Linked DNA regions of Homo sapiens: all the other regions are linked to region 4. The links are chromatin contacts, found by Hi-C or POLR2A ChIA-PET in ENCODE. All regions are on one chromosome and are shown on one strand. The core of a region is the stretch at or near the end of the contact, and the rest is flanking DNA. Distances in the headings are between cores, read along the strand shown.

The links. Hi-C counts contacts between places; a loop is a spot of excess contacts on that map. ChIA-PET counts read pairs that join two places held with the same protein, here RNA polymerase II (POLR2A). Pooled maps may share reads with other maps.
Region 1: a loop to region 4 is called in a pooled map, with 8 times the contacts of the local background. The contact joins the promoter of VPS37D here to the promoter of LIMK1 in region 4. A Hi-C loop is called at or near these places in 1 of 37 single-sample maps with no recorded cell type and 5 of 50 pooled maps. POLR2A ChIA-PET finds 5 or more read pairs at or near these places in 3 of 52 experiments (PC-3, activated T-cell and activated naive CD8-positive, alpha-beta T cell).
Region 2: a map of B cell shows a loop between it and region 4 (6-fold over the local background). The contact joins the promoter of ABHD11 here to the promoter of LIMK1 in region 4. A Hi-C loop is called at or near these places in 5 of 168 maps with a recorded cell type or tissue (B cell, CD4-positive, alpha-beta T cell, CD8-positive, alpha-beta T cell and 1 more), 11 of 37 single-sample maps with no recorded cell type and 17 of 50 pooled maps. POLR2A ChIA-PET finds 5 or more read pairs at or near these places in 4 of 52 experiments (GM12878, WTC11, activated CD8-positive, alpha-beta T cell and 1 more).
Region 3: a loop to region 4 is called in a pooled map, with 3 times the contacts of the local background. The contact joins the promoter of CLDN3 here to the promoter of LIMK1 in region 4. A Hi-C loop is called at or near these places in 1 of 50 pooled maps. POLR2A ChIA-PET finds 5 or more read pairs at or near these places in 2 of 52 experiments (OCI-LY7 and PC-9).
Region 5: a map of CD8-positive, alpha-beta T cell shows a loop between it and region 4 (5-fold over the local background). The contact joins the promoter of TBL2 here to the promoter of LIMK1 in region 4. A Hi-C loop is called at or near these places in 3 of 168 maps with a recorded cell type or tissue (CD8-positive, alpha-beta T cell, HL-60/S4 and naive thymus-derived CD4-positive, alpha-beta T cell), 9 of 37 single-sample maps with no recorded cell type and 11 of 50 pooled maps. POLR2A ChIA-PET finds 5 or more read pairs at or near these places in 1 of 52 experiments (Caco-2).

The regions. Positions count from the first base shown.
Region 1 is chr7:73,666,210-73,670,342 of GRCh38, forward strand. VPS37D (VPS37D subunit of ESCRT-I) reads left to right here and starts at 1,622. Exons shown (of 4, transcript NM_001077621.2): 1 at 1,622-1,887; 2 at 3,210-3,381; 3 at 3,811-3,893. The coding sequence starts at 1,750. RefSeq lists silencers at 1,233-1,282, 1,293-1,392, 1,503-1,802 and an enhancer at 1,784-2,779.
Region 2 is chr7:73,737,533-73,741,616 of GRCh38, forward strand. ABHD11 (abhydrolase domain containing 11) reads right to left here and starts at 1,270. Exons shown (of 6, transcript NM_148912.4): 1 at 1,114-1,270; 2 at 796-931; 3 at 30-203. The coding sequence starts at 1,238. RefSeq lists enhancers at 1,069-1,726, 1,727-2,383 and a silencer at 1,291-1,390.
Region 3 is chr7:73,767,990-73,772,561 of GRCh38, forward strand. It overlaps CLDN3 (claudin 3), which reads right to left and starts at 2,281. Exons shown (of 1, transcript NM_001306.4): 1 at 1,008-2,281. The coding sequence starts at 2,060. The coding sequence ends at 1,398.
Region 4 is chr7:74,081,954-74,086,064 of GRCh38, forward strand. LIMK1 (LIM domain kinase 1) reads left to right here and starts at 1,851. Exons shown (of 16, transcript NM_002314.4): 1 at 1,851-2,092; 2 at 3,795-3,891. The coding sequence starts at 2,038. RefSeq lists enhancers at 551-1,229, 1,225-1,334, 1,230-1,908, 2,395-2,664, 3,176-3,775 and 1 more and silencers at 1,605-1,874, 1,995-2,044, 2,155-2,204.
Region 5 is chr7:73,577,196-73,581,811 of GRCh38, forward strand. It overlaps TBL2 (transducin beta like 2), which reads right to left and starts at 1,384. Exons shown (of 7, transcript NM_012453.4): 1 at 1,225-1,384. The coding sequence starts at 1,354. RefSeq lists a silencer at 996-1,635 and an enhancer at 1,966-2,035.

The DNA.
Region 1 (4,133 bases), core at 372-2,871, 420 kb before region 4:
CATTTGTCTTATACTAGAATTAGTTGAGTGGGAATGGGACTCTGCCTTAATCCATGAACTCCCTGAGGGCAGGGACAGTGTCCCCACAGGGCCTAACCCAGTGTTCAGCGCAGAGCGGCATCGTATGCTCTGTGGACACTGTACAAATGAGAAGAAACGGGACTGTATCATTTACCTGTAATGTGACTTTGGGGAGGCGACATCATCTCTTTTTTTTCTTTTTTTTCTTTGTTTGAGACGGAGCACGGAGTCTCTGTCGCCCAGGCTGGAGTGGAGTGGTGCTATCTCGGCTCACTACAACCTCCGCCTCCCAGGTTCAAGCGATTCTCCTGCCTCAGCCACCTGAGTAGCTGGAATTACAGGCGCCCACCACCACGCCCGGCTAATTTTTGTTGGTCAGGTTGGTCTCAAACTTCTGACCTCAAATGATTCACCCACCTTGGACTCCCAAAGTGCTGGGATTACAGGCATGGGCTACCGTGCCCGGCCTCTGTGATGCTTCTGCATGTCTAAAATAACAAGTGGGTATTGACCTACTATGTGTATTCATTATAACATTGCTAGCCATATCACTATCCCTCAGCATTTTAATTTTACTTTTATAGAGATGGGGTCTTGCTGTGTTGCCCAGGCTGGTCTCAAAACTGAGCTCAAGCAATCTCCCACCTCTGCCTCCTGAGTAGCTAGGACTACAGACGCATGCCACCATGTCCGGATACTTTTTAAAAGCATTTAAATACTTTTAAAAATTGTTCTTTTCACTCTTTTTTTTTTTTTTTTTGAGACGGAGTCTCGCTCTGTCACCCAGCCTGGAGTGCAGTGGCGCGATCTCCGCTCACTGCAAGCTCCGCCTCCCGGGTTCACGCCATTCTCCTGCCTCAGCCTCGCGAGTAGCTGGGACTACAGGCGCCCGCCACCACGCCCGGCTAATTTTTTTTGTATTTTTAGTAGAGACGGGGTTTCACCATGTTAGCCAGGATGGTCTCGATCTCCTGACCTCGTGATCCGCCCGCCTCGGCCTCCCAAAGTGCTGGGATTACAGGCGTGAGCCACCGCGCCCGGCCTCTTTTCACCCTTTTGACAATTTTTAAATTTTTTTAAATAGAGACGGGGGTCTTGTTATGTTGCCCAGGCTGGTCTCAAACTCCTGGCCTCAAGCGATCCTCCCTTCTCGGTCTCCCAAATCGCTGGAATTACAGGAGAGAGCCACCGCGCCCGGCCAGCAAGTCAGCGCTCACCATCTCCAACCCCATTTTACAGAAGAGAAAACTGAGGCTTGGGGAGGGCTGCAAGGCAGGAGCCCTCGGCGCCCGGCCAAAGTCAGAAATTTGTTGTTGCCATCCGAGGGGAAAACGTGCACGGGCTCTGCAAATTGTAACCGCCCGGGGTGGGAGAGTCCGTGCCTGGGGGCGTGGTGAGCCAGGGCCGGTGCTGGGGCGCAGAGCAGGGCGGCTCAGATTCCGGGAGGGGCGGGGAGATCGGGTTGCTGGGCGATCCTGGGGTGCTGGAGGCGGCGCGGCGCGGCCGGGGCGGGGAGGGGTGCGGCCCGCCTCCTCCCTGCCCCACCCCCAGCCCCGGCGCCGCGGCTCCTTTAAGAGCGGGAGGGGCGCCCCCTGGCGGCGGAGCGGTGCGTGCGGCCGGAGCCGGAGCGGATCCTGGAGCCGGAGCGGAGCGGAGCGGAGCGGAGCCGGGGCGGAGCGGGCCGAGCGGGCCGAGCCAGCAGCCGAGCTGGGGGCGCGGGCGGGCGGCATGTACCGGGCCCGGGCGGCGCGGGCGGGGCCGGAGCCCGGCAGCCCGGGGCGCTTTGGGATCCTCAGCACCGGGCAGCTCCGGGACCTGCTTCAGGATGAGCCCAAGCTGGACCGGATCGTGCGGCTCAGCAGGAAGGTAGCGCGGGGGGCTCGAGCGGGGGGCGCGGGGGACGGGCAGCGGCCTGCGGGACCTGCCGCTCGAGGGAAGGGCCGCGCGGGCCGGGCCGCGGGGCCGCCCGTGGGCGCGGAGCCTGGCACGTACGAGTGGGCCCCGCGGAGCCACCCCCGGGGGAGGGGGCGCTTGGAGCTGGCCTGGGGCGGGTGGGGCGCCGGGGACCCGAGGGGGGCGCCTGTGCACCCCCAGGATGGCCGCGAGGCGTGTCCTACAGCGGATGCTCCGGGGAGGTGTGTTCCGGGGGGCTGTGTTGTGGGGGGCCCTGGCTCGCACACCCACGTTCTGTAAGGGCCAGAAAGAGGAGGCGCCTTCCACTGGGAGAACTAGGGGCCTGTCTGACACCTGGAGGGGCCGTTGGGGGTTCACGCATTCTGGGGGCGCAAGAGGGGGCTTTGTGCCTGGCGTTGGGGAGGGGTGCTGGAAGCTGCCGTGTGTATTGCATAGGCCACCGTAAGAGAAAGTTGTATATTTCACGGGAGATAGGCCCGGGCTGGTTGTCTGTGGGGGGCAGAAAGGGCAAGTGTGTGTTGAAAGCAGGCAGGCGAGGAGGGGCTTGTGCATCCCACAAGGGACAGATGGAGGGGAGTGCGTTCTCCAGGGGCAGGGAGGGGAGGTTGGGCCCTGCTAGAGACAAGGAAAAAGCCTTCTCCAGGGCCGGGGCTGCTGTAAGCCCGGAGCAGGGAGGAAAAGGGGGTGTGTATTCCTTGGGGTGTGAGGATTCCACTGGAGGCAGAGGAAGGGGTGGGAAGGGAAGAGAGGGTGACCCGAGGGGGTGCTGTGAGGGGACGGGGTGCAGACACCCCTCTGGAGAGGATGAGCAGGGGGTGGGAGTGTTTTCGGTGCAAACACCTGAGGAGGAAACAGACAAAGGCCTGGAGTGAGAGGGAAGCTGTCCATGCATGGAAAATGGGGCAGAGGAGGGAGGGGCACTCCTCCGGGACCTGAGCAGACATATTAATTGAAAAATTAAAAATTAACTAACATTTGTAGAGGCCTTTATAGTTTTCCTCACTTAAGTCTCTCAACAACCCCATAAGGTGGATGTTTTTTAACTCGATTTGTAAAAGAGGAAACTGAGGCCAGAGAGGGAGCTCAGGGCAGAGCCAGTTCTGGTCCCGGCCTGTCATCGTCCCTTCACCTGTTGGGTTCACCACCCTGAAGGGGTGCCTGACAGGTGCCTTTGGCCTGGCCCTCAGGCACGGTCGCCCAGTAGGGTGGACGGGGCAGTAGGGTGGACAGGGCAGATCCCCTGAGCGGGCCTCTTAGCTCCTCTCTGCCCGCAGTTCCAGGGCCTGCAGCTGGAGCGTGAGGCCTGCCTGGCCTCCAACTACGCGCTGGCCAAGGAGAACCTGGCCCTGCGGCCCCGCCTGGAGATGGGCCGGGCTGCCCTGGCCATCAAATACCAGGAGCTTCGTGAGGTGGCCGAGAACTGCGCGGACAAGCTGCAGCGACTGGGTGAGGGCACGTCTGGGAGAACCCCCTGGGGCTGGTGGGGGCAGTTGGCCATCCGGTGGGTTGGCCTTGGGAAGTGCCAGGCTCTGATGGATGGGAGTTGGGCGGACCTGCTCCTGGCTTGCTGGGCAGTAGAGTTGAGGAAGTGAGAGGAAGTGGGGAGGGTTGGGTGGGAGAAAGGGGACCCAATACGCAGGGTCCCCCTGAGATGCTGAGGGGGACAAAGCCTCCCCTGTCTCTTTTGTACTAGGACGAGGAGCAGAAACTTGGTAGGGGCCGGATCCACAAAGCGGTCACATGGGCACGGTACAGATGAGGAAACTGAGGCTCTAGACCAGGGGAAAGGGAAATATAGAATCACATGGGGTCAGCGGGAGAGTGCAAGCCCGGGGCCCTGGCCTGTCTGTCACTCTGTCCCTCTGTGGCCCTCAGAGGAAAGCATGCATCGCTGGAGTCCCCACTGCGCGCTGGGCTGGCTGCAGGCTGAGCTAGAAGAGGCGGAGCAGGAGGCAGAGGTGAGGGGAGGGGTGGCTGGGGCTGGGGGCCAGGAGGGAGACCCATTCTCTGCCACCCCCTGGCTCATTCTTACACCTCAGGCTGGGGAGCCCCTCCTCTGGGAAGTCCACCCTGAATGCCTGGCGCATGCCAGAGCCTAGCATTGCTGTCCACCAGCACTGGACAGCCAGCAGGGCTCACTTTCCTACCTGTGAATTTTTTTCGGGCTCCCCTGTGACTGGGCTAGGGCAGCGTGGATC
Region 2 (4,084 bases), core at 20-2,519, 350 kb before region 4:
GGAGGAGGCCCCAGACATGGGCGGCTCACCCTCTGTAGTGCCAGCAGCATGGCTGTCTTTCCTCCCATGCTGTGGCCAACGACGACGCAGGGCACCAGGCCCAGCTGGGGCAGAAGGTCCTGCAGGTCCTGGCTCATGATCTCGTAGCTCATGTCTGGGCTGTGGGGGCTGTCACCGTGGTTACGAGCATCCACCGTCAGCACCTGGGGAGTGGGGTGAGACGGGGCTGCGTTGATATCCCCATTCTGGGGGTAGACAGCCAAAGGCTTGTAGGGACAGCAGGTCAAAGGTGTGGAGAGCCTGGGGATACACCCTGTGGAGGGGAAGGGCCCAGTTTCCAGACCTAGGAGGCCCAGATGAAGAACCTGGGGCCACTCTGCCAGAGAAGAGCAGGCCCCAGGGTTGTGACCACGTCTCTGAAGGGCTGGCCTGGCTGGGTGGCAATCTCGGAGAATGCCAGGAAGGAGACTCCAGGAATTTCCAACAGTAGGAGCACAGAAGAATGGGCTGCCATAAGAGGTGGTGAGCTCCCGGTCATCCCTAGTGAACAAGCAGGCCCCTTCATGGAAAGGGTGCAGGCGCCTAGGCATGGGCCAGCCCCGATGGAGATCTACAACATGAATTAATGAAGATGGCAACGTGAGGGAATAAATGGGGTTGCCGTTCAGGGTCCATACTCAGAGTGAGGGATCTGGAAGTGAGCGTGAGAAGCGGGACCCCCCCTGCCCCGCCTCCTCTCAGGCCCCGCCCACTCCCGCCCAGCCCCAAAGGAGCCCCGCCCACTCGAAAGCTCACCCTACGGCCTGTCTGCTGGGCCAAGATCTTGGCGATGGAGTTGAAGTTAGTTTTGCTGCCGAAGAGCCCGTGCAAAAAGACGACGGCCGGGAGGGCTGCCTCCCCGTCCAGAAGCCTGTAGGAAAGCGGAAGCGGCCTGGCAGGGGAAGGATCGAGGTCAGAGTCTGAGCCGGCGGAGACGGGGAAAGGGGTAGGGGGAAAGAGCTTTGGGGGAGAGGCCTGGGAGGTGACAGGCCCAAAGGGAGGAGATGGGGCCGTCGGGGCCCGGCAGGAAAAGGAGGACAGAGGATGGCCTCCCGCCCGGTGCCCTTGACTGACCTCGGCTCGGCGCCCCCTCGGCCGCCGCTGCTGCTGCTGGGTGCGACAGGCACCCTCGCGAAGCTAGGGCCGTGGGGGCCGAGTCCCTCACGCGGGAGCCTCCAGGCTCGGGTCCAGCGGAGCATGCTTGCAAGCTGTTGGCCGGCTCGCATCTCACAAGGTACGTCCTCCCCGCGCTCCTTCTCCCGCCCTAGCTCGCAGCCCCGCCCATTTCCGTCTTCAGCCGCCCCGCCCAGTTCCGACTTGAGCCCCGCCCTCTCCCCGCCCCCATCGCGGGATTCTCCGCCCTTGGTCCCGTTTCCTTACGTATCCCCGAGAACAGTCCGGCCCCGCCTCCATCCCCGCCCCTTACGCCATTACGTAATCCCCGCAGGCTTTGCGCGGGTCGCCCTGAGCGCCGCACCTGGCCTCGCCCTAGGCTGGGCAACCCGCGGTGCTTGCCCCTCCCCTCGCGAAGCGCCGCGGTGCGTAGAATCTGGGAATTCGGTCTGCGCCGCTCTGTGCGTGCTCGGTTCTGGTTGCAGCTTAGGGCTCGGTTCCCGCCCCGCACCTGCCATCGCTCACTGACCTGGGTGGCTGCCATCGTTTCTGTGCCGCCGGCGGGGGCGAGCGGCGCCAGGGTGGCTCTGGGCGGCGGAGTGCCAGTGTGGTGGCGCCGTGCTCCACTGCCGGGGGCCCGGGCAGGTTGGGCGGAGCACGGACACCCACCCATCCTGGAGTCGTCGATCTAGAAGGAGCTCGGGGGCACTCTAGAGCTCTTCCCCAAGCCCCTTCGTCCCTTTTACGTTTGGGGAAGGCTCCCCCAGTCTGATCCCACCTGCTTTTCTGCCCATACTCCCCATTCTCATACTCCCCTATCAGGCACCCTGCCTTTCAAGGTCTTCTCCACACCCCACCTCCTGCTGGGGTGCTGTCTGTCTTCCAGATAGCCAGTTGCCCGAGTCCTATACTTTTTTTTGGTGGGGGTCTTACCCTCGCCCAGGCCGGAGTGCAGTGACGCGACCGTAGCTCACTGCAGCCTCGACCTCCTGGGCTCAAGCGATCCTCCCGCCTTTGCCTCCCGAGAATCTGGGACTACAGGCGCAGACTAATTTTAACATTTTTTTTTTTTTTTTTTTTTTTACTGAATCATGGTTACAATTTTTTTTTTTAGGCCGGGTGCGGTGGCTCACGCCTGTAATCCCGGCACTTTGGGAGGCTGAGGTGGGCAGATCACCTGAGGCCAGGAGTTGGAGACCACCCTGGCCAATATGGTGGAACCCCGTCTTTACTAAAAATACAAAAATTAGCTGGGCGTGGTGGCGGGTGCCTGTAATCCCAGCTACTCGGGAGGCTAAGGCAGGAGAGTCGCTTGAACTCAGGAGGCGGAGGTTGCAATGGGCGGAAATCATGCCACTGCACACCAGCCTACCGGACGGAGACAGACTCCGTTTAAAAAAAAAAAAAATTGCCGTGGGTGGTGGCACGGCCCTGTAATCCCAGCTACTGGGGAGGCTGAGGCAGGAGAATCGTGTGAACTTGGGAGATGGAGGTTGCAGTGAGCCGAGATCTTGCCACTGCATTCCAGCCTCAGTGACAGAGCGAGACTCCATCTCAAAAAAAAAATTTTTTTTTTAAAAAATAGAAGCGGGGGCTTGCTATGTTGCCCAGGCTGGTCTCGAACTCCTGGGCTCAAAGTGCTGAGATTACAGGCATGAGCCACCACACCTGGCCCAACAAAATTTTTTTTAGAGAAGGGGTCTTGCTACCTTGCCCAAGCTGGTCTCCAGCTCCTGGCCTCAAGCGACCTTCCTGTCTCAGGTATATGGCTTTTATTTTATTTTTTCTGAGACAGGGTTTCACTGCGTCACCCAGGCTGGACTGCAGTGGCACAATCACGGCTCACTGCAACCTCTTCCCCCTGGGCCCAGGCAATCTTCCTGCCTCACCCTCCCGAGTAGCTGGGACCACAGATGTGCACCACCATGTCTGGCTAATTTTTTTCTGTTTTGTAGAGATAGAGTCTTACTATGTTCTAGGCATAGCAAGGGGACAGTTTCAGGCTGGTCTGGAACTCCCAGACTCAACTGATCCTCCTGCCTCAGCCCCCTGAGTAGCTGGAATTACAGGTGTGCTCCACCATGCCTGGCCTCAGCTATAGGCCTTTTAAGGCATTGTATAACTGCTGCCTCCTCCTCAAGCCTTCGCAGACTTTCTGAGTTAAAACTAATCTCTTTCATGGAATGTTCTGGAAGCATTTCTCAGAGGCTACTGTGTAGTATTATAGAGGCAGCCCTCCCTGTGTGTCCACAGCGGGAGCTATGTCTTGTTCATCTGGTGCAAAGTGGTAATAGTCATCAAGAGCTTCAGGGCACTGGTAAATGCTTATGTGGAAGTCCTGCGGGTGGCTGGGTTAGTGGCCCTCCCGGATATGACACCTGGGCCAGCTAGTCTTACACTGACCCCTCCCCCACCTCCTTAGGGCGGTCCAGGACCTACAGGATGAGTCCTAACTTTTTTTTTAAAAAAATAATTAATTAATTAATTATTACTATTATATTTTGAGACGGAGTTTTGCTCTTGTTGCCCAGGCTGGAGTGCAATGGTGCGATCTTGGCTCACCGCAACCTCTACCTACTGGGTTCAAGCGACTCTCCTGCCTCAGCCTCCCGAGTAGCTGGGATTACAGGCATGCGCCACTACGCCGGCTAATTTTGTATTTTTAGTAGAGACGGGGTTTCTCCACGTTGGTCAGGCTGGTTCAAACTCCCGACCTCAGGTGATCTGCCCGCCTCGGCCTCCCAAAATGCTGGGATTACAGGTGTGAGCCACTGCGCCTGGCCATTAATTTTTTTTTTTTTTTGAGACAGGGTCTGGCTCTGTCATGGAGGCTGGAACCTGGCTCACTGCAACCTCTGCCTCCCGGGTTCAAGCAGTTCTCATGCCTCAGTCTCCCGAGTAGCTGGGACTACAGGCGCGCATCACCACACCT
Region 3 (4,572 bases), core at 1,031-3,530, 310 kb before region 4:
ATTTGAATCTCTCGCCCCCACCAAGTCACCCTGTGCCTGGGTTCAGGCCCCTTTTCCCGCCTGAATCTCCTGTGTTTTCTCCAAGGCACCAGTGCCTCTCCACACTGTTCACCTTAACCACTCCTCTGGGGTGTGTGTGTGTGTGTGTGTGTGTGTGTGTGTGTGTGTGTTTTGTCGTTGTTGTTTTTGAGACAGGGTCTCACTCTGTTGCCCCAGCTGGAGTGCAGTGGCACAATCATAGCTCACGGTAGCCTTTACCTCCTGGGCTCAAGCCATCCTCCTGCTTCAGCCTCCTGAGTAGCTGGGACCACAGGTGTATGCCATCATACCCAGTTAATTTTTTTTTTTTTTGGTAGAGATAGGGTCTTGCTATGTAGCCCAGGTTGGTCTCGAACTCCTGGGCTCAAGCGAGCCTCCCACCTCGTCCTCTAGGAGTGAGCCAGTGAGACCCGGCCTCAAGCCCCTCTGAGATACCCCTTCTAAGTCCTCCCTCTTTCCCTCCCTTGAGGGTCCCAGGAAGGAGATGGGGACCCTTTCTCATCTCTCCCCCAGGTGAGAAGATTTGGCCCGGTTTTACTTTTGGTGGCGTGTTTTATCCAAACAATAGGTCTTTTTGTTTTCGTTTTTCCAATAGGAAATGGCAGTACGGAATGCGCTCTTTCACAAGGCGCACGGGAGATTCCGAATGTGTCGGGTATTGTGCGGGGTCCGGGCTCCCAGCACAGACCCAGGGGCACATCTCTGCCACCTTCCCCTCCCATCCCCAGCCATGGCGTGCGGAAAGTGCTCATGCCTGCTTCCTAGATTGGGCGCTGGCTTTGGCCTCACAGGCTGTCTTCCGAATCCCCAGGGAGTGGGCAAGTGACCACCCCGCCATCACCAAGCTCAGCTTACAACCCCATCTTCCCTCTAAGCTCCATCCGGGAGAGCGAGATCCAGCCAAGGCCGCCCCGAGGGGGAGCTCTGCAGGGAGGTGGAGGCGCTGGGAACAAGGAGGCTCCAGCGAGTGCAAAACGAAAGGCTTTTATTGAAAAATATCAAGTGCCCCTTCCAGGGCTGCCGGTCCCTGCCCAGCGCGAGCATGGGGGCAGCGGCCCGATGGGGCTCGACGGGGTGGTCAAGTATTGGCGGTCACCCAGGCCCCGTGCTCCAGAAGGGTGAGGTTTCACAGTCCATGCAGGTTGGTCCCTGGGCCCCGAAGTCGACTGCCCGGCCCGCAAAGCCGTGGCTGCTGGGGAAGCTGCCCCAGTCCAGCGCGGGGGCTTCCTGGCTTCTGGGGGTGGGCTGGCCTCCGAGGCAAGGCTGCACGCTGGATGGCCTGGTGCGCGCTCCAGCTCGCGGTGGTGGTGGTGGTGTTGGTGGTGGTGGTGGTGGTGGGGTCTCCCTGCGTCTGTCCCTTAGACGTAGTCCTTGCGGTCGTAGCCTGTGCCCAGGCTGGCTCCCGGGCCGGTGGAGCGCGGCGCGGAGTAGACGACCTTGGTGGCCGTGTACTTCTTCTCGCGTGGGGGACACGAGCAGCAGAGCAGCGCGCCCCCCAGCAGCTGCAGCGCCGCGGCCGCCCAGCCCACGTACAGGCCCGCGCCCATCTCGCGCTTCTGCGCCTCGGGCACCACGGGGTTGTAGAAGTCCCGGATAATGGTGTTGGCCGACCAGGACACCGGCACGAGGGTGAGCAGGGCGGCGAGAAGGAACAGCACGCCTGCCACGATGGTGATCTTGGCCTTGGCCGTGTCGTCCTGCACGCAGTTGGTGCACTGGGCGCCCACCAGCGCCACTAGCAGCCCGAAGGCGGCCAGCAGGATGGCCACCACGATGAGGGCGCGGGCCGCCTGAAGGTCCTGTGGCAGTGCCAGCAGCGAGTCGTACACCTTGCACTGCATCTGGCCGGTGCTCTGCACCACGCAGTTCATCCACAGGCCCTCCCAGATGTTCTGCGACGTGATGATGTTGCTGCCGATGAAGGCCGACACGCGCCACATGGGCAACGCGCAGCACACGATGGTGCCCAGCCAGCCCAGCACGGCCAGCGCGGTGCCCGTGATCTCCAGGCCCATGGACATGGCTGCCGCGGCAAGGCCCGCTCCACCGGGTGGCTCCGGGTGCGGGGAGACGAGGGGCCGGGGCCGCTGGGCCTGGCGGGAGCTGCGGCGCCCCGACGGACGGACGGACGGACGGACTGACTCACCGACGGCGCGCGCTAACGGCTCGGCTCCATACGCTCTCGCCGCGGCTGCGCCTGCACCTGCCTGTGGCTTTGTGGGCGGGCGGCGGCGACTGGGCTGGCCCTGGGCTGGGGCCGGTGCGTCTTAGCTAAGTGCCCAGCGCTCCGGTGGGGGCGGTAGGGGCGGAGCCGCGCTCTCCAGGGCCTAAGGACAGTGACGTGGCCCCTGCCTCCCACCTTCACCGAGCGTCCTGGGAGGAAGGACTTGGCCCTGCGCGGCCCACAACGCCGGGGTAGGGGGGTTGCCAAGGAAGGGCGGGACCTGACCCAGCCCCCGCCCCTCGGTCCTTGTCCCTCTCTGCTCGGGAATGAATTCTCCGGGGCAAAACCGAGGACGGGATGCGTCAGGGGCTTGGGGTGCAAATCCCAAAGAATTTGACACGGCTTCTCTCTCCTCACCACTTTGGGCGCTTTTGGCACGTGCCGCGTGGGGATGGGGGCGCTGCCAATTACCCCGGAACGGCGGGGCGGGGAGGACCAGGGTGGGCGTGGCCGCGGCTGTTTGCAGGAGCCGCGCACCTGCTGCTCTGCCCCTCCCGTACACACGTCGCACAGGCTCAGCCTGAGTCCGGGCGGTGGGGTTGTCCAGCCCAGGAATTGCTGGGCCCAGAAGCCAGGGACTGCCTGCGCAAAGGTACCCAAAAGATGCCCTTAAGCCTAACTAAGCTCAAATTCCTCTCCAGCTCTCCCTCCAGTTCCCATCGCTGGCCGTGAGCCTGCATGCCTTTAGCTAAGCTGCTCTCCCCTCCCAGAAGTCCCCCTCCTCCCATTGAGTCCCCTCCCCTCTCCGAGCCCTGTCCTCCCTCCCTTTGAGCCTGAGTCAGGGCTGAGGCCCACCTTAATGAAATGGTGGTGAAAGAGGTTCGATCTCCGCAAAAGTGGGAAATCGGGCAGGACCGAGCACCGTGGTGGCTGACTCCTGTAATCCTCGCACTTTGGGAGGCTGAGAAGGGAGGATTGCTTGAGACCAGGAGTTCGACACCAGCCTGGGCAAAATAGTGAGACCCCGTCTCTACAAAAAATTAAAAAACTAGCCAGGTGTGGTGGCGTGTGCCTATAGTCCCAACTACTCCGGAGGCTCAGGCAGGAAATTACTTGAGCCCAGGAGTTCGAGGCTGCAGTGAGCTATGATCGCACCACTGCACTCCAGCCTGGGCATCAGAGCAGACCCTGTTTAAAAAAAAAAAAAAAAAAAAAAAAAAAGGTTGGGAAGTCAGAAATGCTACACTCAAAGCCCTGGCTGTCACACCTGGACGATCGTTCCCCCTTCTTCACCAAGCTCAGAGCCCTTCAGATTTGGCCTTGGAGGTTCAGCCTGGGCTGTTCCTAACCCCATCCCCTCTCTTCCCCTCAGAGCAGCCCTTGCATACCACATGCCCCTGCCTCAGAGTCCCTGCACTTACTGTCCCCTGTACATGGAACATGCCTGCAGACATCCACATAGCTTACTCCTAACTGCCTTCAGCTTTTTGCTCTCAGTGAGTCTTTCCCTGACCACCCTATTTAAAACTGCAGCTTCTGGCTGGGTACGGTGGCTCACGCCTGTAATCCCAGCACTTTGGGAGGCTGAGGCGGGTGGATCACTTGAGGTAAGGAGTTCCAGACCAGCCTGGCCAACGTGGCGAAATCCCGTCTCTACTAAAAATGCAAAAATTAGCCAGGCGTGGTGGTACACGCCTGTAATACCAGCTACTCGGGAGGCTGAGGCAAGAGAATTGCTTGAACCCAGGAGGTGGAGGTTGCAGTGAGCTGAGATCACACCCCTGCACTCCAACCTGGGTGACAAAGCGAGACTCTTTGTCTCAAAATAAAATAAATAAAATAAAATAAAATAAAATTGCAGTTTCTTACCCCACAATGCCTGCCCCCCTTTAATACTTTATATTCTGCTTAGCATGTAACACCATCGGACAATATTCTATATTTTTCTTATTTATGTTTCATTGTACTTAAAAAAATTTTAAATTGGCAATGATCGTACCTACGCGTGGCACACCCAGTGATGTTTTAATACATAGAATGTATAGTAATCATATCAGGGTAATTGGCATATTCATCATCTCAAACTTTTATTTCTTTGTGCTGGGAACGTTCAATAACTTATTTATTTATTTATTTTAGAGACAGTGTCTTGCTCTGTCACCCAGGCTGGAGTGCAGTGGTACTATCATAGCTCACTGCAGCCTTGAATTCTTGGGCTTAAGCAATCCTCTAGCTATAGCCTCCCAAGTAGCTGGGACTACAGGCATATACCACCAAGCCCACCTAATTGTTTCATTTTTTTTTGTAGAGATGGGGTCTCACTGTGTTGCCCAGGCTAGTCTTGAACTCCTGGTCTCAAGCAATCCCCC
Region 4 (4,111 bases), core at 601-3,100:
CAACCTCCTGAGGTCAAGTATCCTCCCACCTCAGCCTCCCAAGTAACTAACTACAGGCATGAGCCACCATGCCTGGCTAATTAAAAAAAAAAAAAAAAGTCTGGGCGCGGTGGCTCACGCCTGTAATCCCAGCACTTTGGGAGGCCAAGGTGGGTGGATCACCTGAGGTCCAGAATTCGAGACCAGCCTGACCAACATGGAGAAACCCCGTCTCTATTAAAAATACAAAATTAGCCAGGTATGGTGGTGCATGCCTATAATCCCAGCTATTCCAGAGGCTGAGGCAGGAGAATGGCTTGAACCCGGGAGGTGGAGGTTGCTGTGAGCTGAGATCGCACCATTGCACTCCAGCCTGGGCAACAAGAGTGAAACTCCATTTCAAAAAAAAAAAAAGTTAGAAGAGACAGGGTTTCACTTCATTGCTTAAGCTGATCTCCAATTCCTGGCCCCACGTGATGCTCCCACCTTGGCCTCCCAAAGTGCTGGGATTATAGGTGTGAGCCACTGTGCCCAGCCTTCTTTCTCATGAGAAATTAAAAATTCTGGCCAGGCGTGGTGGCTCACACCTGTAATCCCAGCACTTTGGGAAGCCGAGGAGGGTGGATCACCTGAGGTCAGGAGTTCAGGACCAGCCTGGTCAACATGGTGAAACCTCATCTCTACTAAAAATACAAAAATTAGTCGGTCATGGTGGTGCACGCCTGTAATATCAGCTACTCGGGAGGCTAAGGTGGGAGAATTGCTTGAACCTGGGAGGTGGAGACTGCGGTGAGCCGAGATCCCGCCACTGCACTCCAGCCTAGGCAACAGAGCGAGACCGAATCTAAAAAAAGAAAAAAAAAATCTAGTATTTTCTTCCCACCCCACGTAATTGTTTTGCACCCAGGGGTGAGTGCCCCCCACTTTGCAGACGTGCCTAGACCTCTCCCCACAAACATGATGACTAGAGTTGGAGCTGGGCTAGCGCTGCCTCTTGTTCACTGGGTTCACGTGGGCACGTGGCTCCACTCCGGTCACTGCTTCCTGGGCAGAGGGATGACGTGGAAGGTAGACCTAGGGGGGACAGGGTTGCTTCCTGCCCATGTCCAGCATTCTAGAATTGTCCACATCTAGGCAGGGCGTTCCACCATCAGTGCTGGACTGGACCACCCAATTCCTTTGGACGCTTGACTCAGCCCAAACCCGTGCTCCCTCCAGGACCCTGGGCAGGGCAGCCCCAGCTCCAGGTAATCGGCACTGAGAAGAGTACACCTGTCACCGCCTGGCAGGGGCTCGCTCCTTTCTCTGGTGCTGCTCATTCGCGAGGCCTGAGACGCGGACCGTCACCTTCCCCGGGCCCAGCCTGGCCTCAATGCAGGCCTCAGAGAGAGGGACAAAACCCGGCCCGCCTCCCTCCCCTCCCCAAGGCGACCACCAGTGTCCTGGGGGTCCACAGGGCCTCTCCAGCTCTGATCCGAGTTCCCGGCTGCAGCTGGTTTGGGTCTGTGGGGGCCTCGCGCAGGGAAGCGGAGGCCCCTTCTCTAGGCTCCTACATCCTCCTGGCCTGCCCCAGCAGAGCTAGCGGCCCTCCGAGACAGCTGGGCCTCGCAGCTCCCAGCCGAGGCCTGTCGCTGGGAGAAAGAAGAATGAATGAAGGGCGGAAGGGGCGGGGAGGGGCGGGGCGCGCCGCGCCAGCTCGCGGCGCCCCCAGGCCGGGCCGCAGCGGGGCGTGGCCTCTAGAGGCGTGGCCTTGGGCGTGGGGGCGGGGTTTTCTGGTGGGGGCGGGGCCGCGCAGGGCCGTTCCCGCCGCCGGCCGCCCGCGCCCCGCCCCCGTGCCGCAGCTCACAGGCCCCGCCTCGGTCCGCCCCTCCGCTCGCTCCCCAAGCCGCCGCGGCGCCGAGCCGGTTTCCCCGCCGGTGTCCGAGAGGCGCCCCCGGCCCGGCCCGGCCCGGCCCGCGCCCTCCGCCCCCGCCTCCCCGGGCCGGCGGCGGTGGGCGAGCTCGCGGGCCCGGCCGCCCCCAGCCCCAGCCCCGCCGGGCCCCGCCCCCCGTCGAGTGCATGAGGTTGACGCTACTTTGTTGCACCTGGAGGGAAGAACGTATGGGAGAGGAAGGTGCGCGGGCCGCGGGGTGTGGGGCGAGGGCCTGGAGGGGGTGCCCGGGGCAGCGTGGGGCACGGGAGGGGGCCGGGTCTGCCAGGAGGCCGCGCCCCTGCCTCCTCCGGGATGAGCTCGTCCTTACGAAGCCCGCAGGCCCCTCCCTGTCCCCCTCCCGCCCGGGATCCCCCTCCCCGGCCCCCGGCGAGCTGCCCTCCTGCGGGTCTGGGGGCCCCTGGACCCTTTTTCCTCCTCCCACGTCCCCCCGCGAAGGACTCCCAGACACTGCCCACCCCGCGTCGGCCTCCATCCGCGTGCTCTGTCCACCACCCGGGCCTCGCCCTGGGGCCACCCTTTATCCAGTCTCGGAAGAAAGAGCGGCTGGGGAAGCCGCAGCCCCGGGTCCCAGTGGCCGCCGGGCGCCTGCCCGGCTCTGTGACCTTGAGCCAGGCGCTGACTTCCTGGTCCTCAGTTTCCCCTTCTGTACATTTGGAAACTGGGTAGTTGCCCCCCCGGTGTCGGTGATTGGGGGCCAGATGGGTAGAGCGGAGATAGGCGTCCAGGAAGCCGGAGGCCGTGTACTGCGGGAGCCTCATCCACTCTCCCTGTCCGTGCCCCAAACCCGGTGCCTGCCCTCAGTCTTGGCTGGGAGCATGACTCATCCTAACCTCCTCTTTAGCCCCTTCTCCCTCACTGGGGCCCAAGGCGCAGTACTGCACTGCAGTTAGGGTTCAAGGACTCCCCCAGCCTAGGACAGGGTCTGGGGGCCCCTCCTTGGATCTCCTTCGCTGACCTGTCACTTAGATCCACCTGGCCCCAAGGCAGGGCCTGACTCCACACCTCCCCCTGCCACCAACTCTTCCCAGGCCCATGAAAACCTGATTGGGGTAGGGGCCCACCTTCCTGTAGCCCCTGCCTACCTAAGGTACCTGCGTCTTCACAGAGGGTCAGGCTGTTGTGGCCTTGGGACCTAGCTATGTGACTGGGCAAGCCATGCCATCTCTGGGGCTCAGTCTCCCCTTCTGTACAGTGGAGAGGGGCAGGTCTGGGGCATTTTCCAGGGCCCACCAGCTCCAAGGGTGCCAGGCCCCAAGGATGACTAAGCATGCCTGTGGCTGGCTAGAGGAGGTGCCAGGCCTCCCTGGGACAGGTGTCTGGGAGTACCCAGGTCTGCAGCCCCCTCCCCTTGCCAAGCCAGGGCATTCATTGCCAAGGATCTGTTAGGGCCGGCACCTCCAGGCTTCCTGCCCTTGACCTCCCAGCTGGCTTCAGCCCAGGATGCACTAATCCAGCCCTGTCCAGTCCCTGCCTTTGAAGGGCCCTCTTAGTACTTCTTCCTGGGCAGGAGAGGGAAGAAAGGAGGCTGTGATAGGAATGTCACCCACTGCCTTATCCCTAAAGCCACTGCTTCCTTTCTCCTCATTTACCTTGCCAGATCCAATGCTATAGCGGGAGGATGGACCTGATCCTCCTCCTAAGCTGATACATAGGGAAACAGGGCCAGAGAAGCTTGGCAACCTAGTCAGTATCTCAGCAAGACTCAGGCCAGCGCCCTTTCTTCTCCTATTTGGCACAGCGACTGCCCTGCCTGGGCGCTGCACATGTGCAGTGTGCGAGGATTGGTGCAGGTGTAGGTATATGTGGGGTGGGCAGGGCAAGCTGGGCCTGCACCAGATCACACTTCCTGAGAATGCTTCCCAACTCCCTTCCCACCCTGCAGGAAGCGAGTTGCCCGTGTGTGCAAGCTGCGGCCAGAGGATCTATGATGGCCAGTACCTCCAGGCCCTGAACGCGGACTGGCACGCAGACTGCTTCAGGTAGGGTGGGGTGCCCAGGGCCTGTGTTGCCCTAAACAAGGCCTGCCAGAGAGGACAGGCTGGTCAAGGAATGGGGGAGGCCGGGATATGCCTCCTGGTGCCGTCCCCTATTGTGACTTCGTGGCCTTAATTTACCATTTATGACATGAGGTGTTTTGACTAGAAAATCCCTACAGGCCTTCCTGTTGTCATTTTATTTATCTATTTTTTTTTCTTTTTG
Region 5 (4,616 bases), core at 134-2,633, 510 kb before region 4:
CTTGCAGTGAGCCGAGATCCCGCCACTAGACTCCAGATTGGGCGACAGAGCAAAACTCCGTCCCCCTGCAAAAAAAAAAAAAAAAAAAATGCAGGGCTGGCCGGGCACAGTGGTTCACGCCTGTAATCTCAGCACTTTTGGAGGCCAGGACGAGTGGATCACCTGAGATCAGGCGTTCGAGACCAGCCTGACCAACGTGGCGAAACCCCGTCTACTAAATATACAAAAATTAGCCAGGCGTGGTGGTGTGTGCCTGTAGTCCCAGCTACTCGGGAGGCAGAGGCAGAAGAATCGCTTGAACCTGGCAGGCGGAAGTTGCAACGAGCCAAGATTGTGCCACTGCACTCCAGCCTGGGCAAGAAGAGCGAAACTCTGTCTGAAAAATAAATAAAAAGAGCAGGGCTGCCCACTGACTCTCTGGTGTTTCCCATTTCTAGTACTAACCTCTTCTATGAAACTTTTCAGAGACAGGCTCTTGCCGTCACCCAGGCTGAAGTACAGTGGCGCGATCTATCACAACTCACTGCAGCCTTGAATTCCTGGACTCACGACACCCTCCTGCCTCGGCCTCCCATGGAGCTGGGACTACAGGGGCGTGCACAACCACACCCAGCTAATTTTGCGTAGAGATGGGGTCTTGCTATGTTGCTCAGGCTGGTCCCAAACTCCTGGGCTCAAGCGATCTCCCTGCCTCGGCCTCCCAAAGTGCTGGGAATACAGGCGTGAGCCACTTCGCCTGGCCTCAGTGAAACTTATTTCACCGTGTTTTTCACTTACATATTTAGGTGTTCATAATACAGATGTACTTCTCCTTTACTGGACTCCTTACAGAAAAAGACCCCAAAGCCTATCACAGGGTCATAGATGCCCAGTAAATGCTGCTGCACATCACAGAATTGGTGCTTTTTCCGAGATCGCGGCCACGGAGCAGGCTGAAGAGTTTACGGTGCTCTCCTGGCCACCCCGGGGACGGCCTGGCCTCGGCCACAGAGAAAGCCGCAGTAAGGGGCCCAGGTTGGAGCCAGTCCCGCCCCAGGAGGTGCGCCTAACCCGGCAAGGCGGGTCCCCGTCTCTGGAAGCGAAGCTCACGTTACCAGAGGAGAAACTGAGGCCCATGGAGTCGCCGGGCCCCACCAGCCGCGGGCCCAAACCGCAGGTCGGACCACGAGGAGGCCGGGAGCCGGGACACCGCGGGCCGCCCCCACCCGACCCGGCCCCACTTACAGGCGGGCCGGCCGCTCCTCTCCTCCCCCGCGCGCAGCCACCCCCGCGCTACCGCCGCCGTCGCCATCAGGGCCAGCAGCCCAAGCAACACCGACAGCCCCATGAGCTCCGACATCTGCGAGAGCTCCATGTTGGTGGAACCACTGCCACCTCAGCTAGTGAGTACGCGGGCGCCCGCACGGCTCTGCCGGGCCGCGCACGCACGCGGGGGCGCGGCCTGGCCGTTGGGGAGCCTCAAGCGGCTGGGCCTGGCCGTTAGAGCGCCTGGGGGCGGAGCCTGGTTGTTACAACGCCTTCAGGGCGGGGCCTGGCCGTTAAAGCACCTCAAGGGGTGGGGCCCGGCTGTTGTGGCGCTCGAGGGGCGGGGCCTGGAGTTAGAGCATCTCCACCCGCCGAGCCTAGTTATTAGAGCGCCTCGAGAGGCAGAGTCTGGAGTTAGCGCGTCTCGAGGGGCGGGGCTGGGTTGTTAGAGCGTCTCGAGGGGCAGAACCCGGAGGTAGAGTGTCTCGAGGGGCGGGGCCTGGAAGTAGAACATCTCGAGGGGCAGGGCTCGACCCTTGGTGCGTTTCGAGGGGCGGGTCGCCTGGCGGTTGAGATTGCAGGGCTGCGGAGGGCGGAGGAAGGCGGGATTTGCGATCACTGCTCACGCCTCCTCCTGAAGAACTCACTGATAATTGTTTATTAAAGGCATTATTCCAGCCATCACCACACTGGATCCTTTCAAGGAAGCGGGGCGGGGATTATTATTACCATTTAACGGATAGGAAACTCAGCATCAGCGAAAGTTCAGATGGGCTTTTAAGGAAGAGTAGGCCAGGCGCGTGGAGTGGAACAGCCTCCGCAAAGACCTGAGAAGCTGGGATGTGGGAAATGGCTAGAGGGGCGGAAAGGTCTGGGGGACGTTGAGCGCTGGCTCCATCCAACAAGCTGCTCATTACAGGGAGAGGTGGGGCAAAAGCTGTGTCTGAGGATTCCCTGGATGGACCTTTGTGTGAAAAGACCAAAATCAGAAAACCGGCAGTGGCTTCAAGGATCCGAGAGGGAGGTGACGAGGGCCTGGATTTGGGGCTGGCCTGGCAAGTCGAAAGTTAAAAGGGAGAATTTTTAATAGAAAACTTATTTTATTTATTTATTTATGTATTTACTTTTGAGACGGTTGCCCAGGTTGGAGTGCAGTGACGCGTCTCGGCTCACTGCAACCTCCGTCTCCCGGGTGCAAGAGATTCTCCTGCCTCAGCCTCCAGAGTAGCTGGGATTACAGGCGCGTGCCACCATGCCCTGCTACTTTTTGTGTTTTTTATAGAGACGGGGGTTTTGCCATGTTGGCCAGGCTGGTCTCGAACTCCTGACCTCAGGTGATCCACCTGCTTCGGCCTCCCAAAGTGCTGGGATTACAGGCGTGAGCCACCATGCCGAGCTGGGAGATTATTTTTATTTTTTATTTTTTGAGATGGAGTCTCGTTGCACTGTCGCCCAGGCTGGAGTGCAATGGCGCCATCTCTGCTCACTGCAACCTCTGCCTCCCGGGTTCAAGCGATTCGCTTGCCTCAGCCTCCCGAGTAGCTGGGATTACGGGTGCCCGCTAGCATGCCCCGCTAATTTTTTGTATTTTTTAGTAGAGACGGGGTTTCGCTATATTGGTCAGGCTGGTCTTGAACTCCTGACCTCGTGATCCGCCCGCCTCAGCCTCTCAAAGTGCTGGGATTACAGGTGTGAGCCACCGCGACTGGCCCAGACCAGGAAATTTTTTCATAGAAAACTTATTTTTTTTTTTGAGACAGAGTCTTGCTCTATTGCCCAGGTTGGAGCGCAGTGGCGCGATCTCGGCTCACTGCAACCTCCGCCTCCTGGGTTTATGCCATTCTCCTGCCTCAGCCTCCCGAGTAGCTGGGATTACAGGCGCCCGCCACCACGCCCGGCTAATTTTTTAAAAATATTTTTAGTAGAGACGGGATTTCACCGTGTTAGCCAGGATGGTCTCGATCTCCTGACCTCATGATCTGCCCGCCTCGGCCTCCCAAAGTGCTTGGGGGATTACAGGCTTGAGCCACCGCGCCCGGCCAGAAAACTTCTTTTAAGGCCGGGTGCGGTGGCCCATGCCTGTAATCCCAGCACTTTGGGAGGCCGAGGCGGGAGGATCACCTGAGGTCAGGACTTCGAGACCAGCCTGGCCAACATGGTGAAACCCCGTCTCTGGCCAACATGGCGAAACCCCGTCTCTACCAAAAGTACAAAAATTAGCTGGGCGTGGTGTCCCACGCCTCTAATCCCAGCTACTCGGGAGGCTGAGGCAGGAGAATCACTTGAACCTGGGAGGCAGAGGTTGCAGTGAGCCAAGATTGCTCCACTGCACTCCGGCTTGGGTGATAAGAGTGAGACTCCATCTCAAAAATAAATATAAAATAAATAAAAAAAGAAAGAAAGAAGAAAACTTCTTTTAAAATAATTACAGCCGCCAGGCACAGTGGCTAAAGCCTGTGATCCCCAACACTTTGGGAGGCCAAGGTGGGAAGATTGCTTGAGCCTAGCAGTTCAAGACCAGTCTGGGCAACATAGCAAGACCCCATCTCTATAAAATAAATAAATAGGCTGGGTGTGATTGCTCACACCTGTAATCCCACCACTTTGGGAGGCCCAGATTTTAGCCCAGGAGCTTGAGCCCAGCCTGAGCAACATAGTGAAACCCCGTCTCTACCAAAAACTACAAAAATTAGACGAGCGTGGTGGCACATGCCTGTGGTCCCAGCTACTTGGGAGGCTGAGGCAGAAGGATCACTTGGACCCGGGAGGTGGTTTTGCAGTGAGCCGTGATTGCATCACTGCACTGCAGCCTGGGTGAGGGTGAGACTCCGTTTCAAAAAAAAAAAAAAAAAAGTTAAGGCTGGGCACGGTGGCTCATGCCTGTAATCCTAGCACTTTGGGAGGCTGAGGCAGGCGGACCACCTGAGGTCAGGAGTTCGAGACCAGCCTGGCTAACATGGTGAAACCCTGTCTCTACTAAAAATACAAAAATTAGCCTGGCATAGTGGTGCGCACCTGTAATCCTAGCTACTCAGGAGGCTGAGGCAGGAGAATCGCTTGAACCTGGGAGGCGGAGGTTGCAGTGAGCCAAGATTGTGCCACTGCATTCCAGCTGGGGCGACAGAGTGAGATTCCGTCTCAAAAAAAAAAAAATTAGCCAGACATGGTGACATGTGCCTATAGCCCCAGCTAACTGGCAGGCTGAGGTGGCAGAATCACCTGAGTCCGGGAGGTCGAGGCTGTAGTGAGCTGTGATCGTGCCACTGCACTGCAGCCTGAGCAACAGAGTAAGACCCTGTCTCAAAAAAAAAAAAAAAAAAAAAAAAAGATATAAAGATGCACAGTGGTTTGAAAAAGTGAACAGGGAGGTC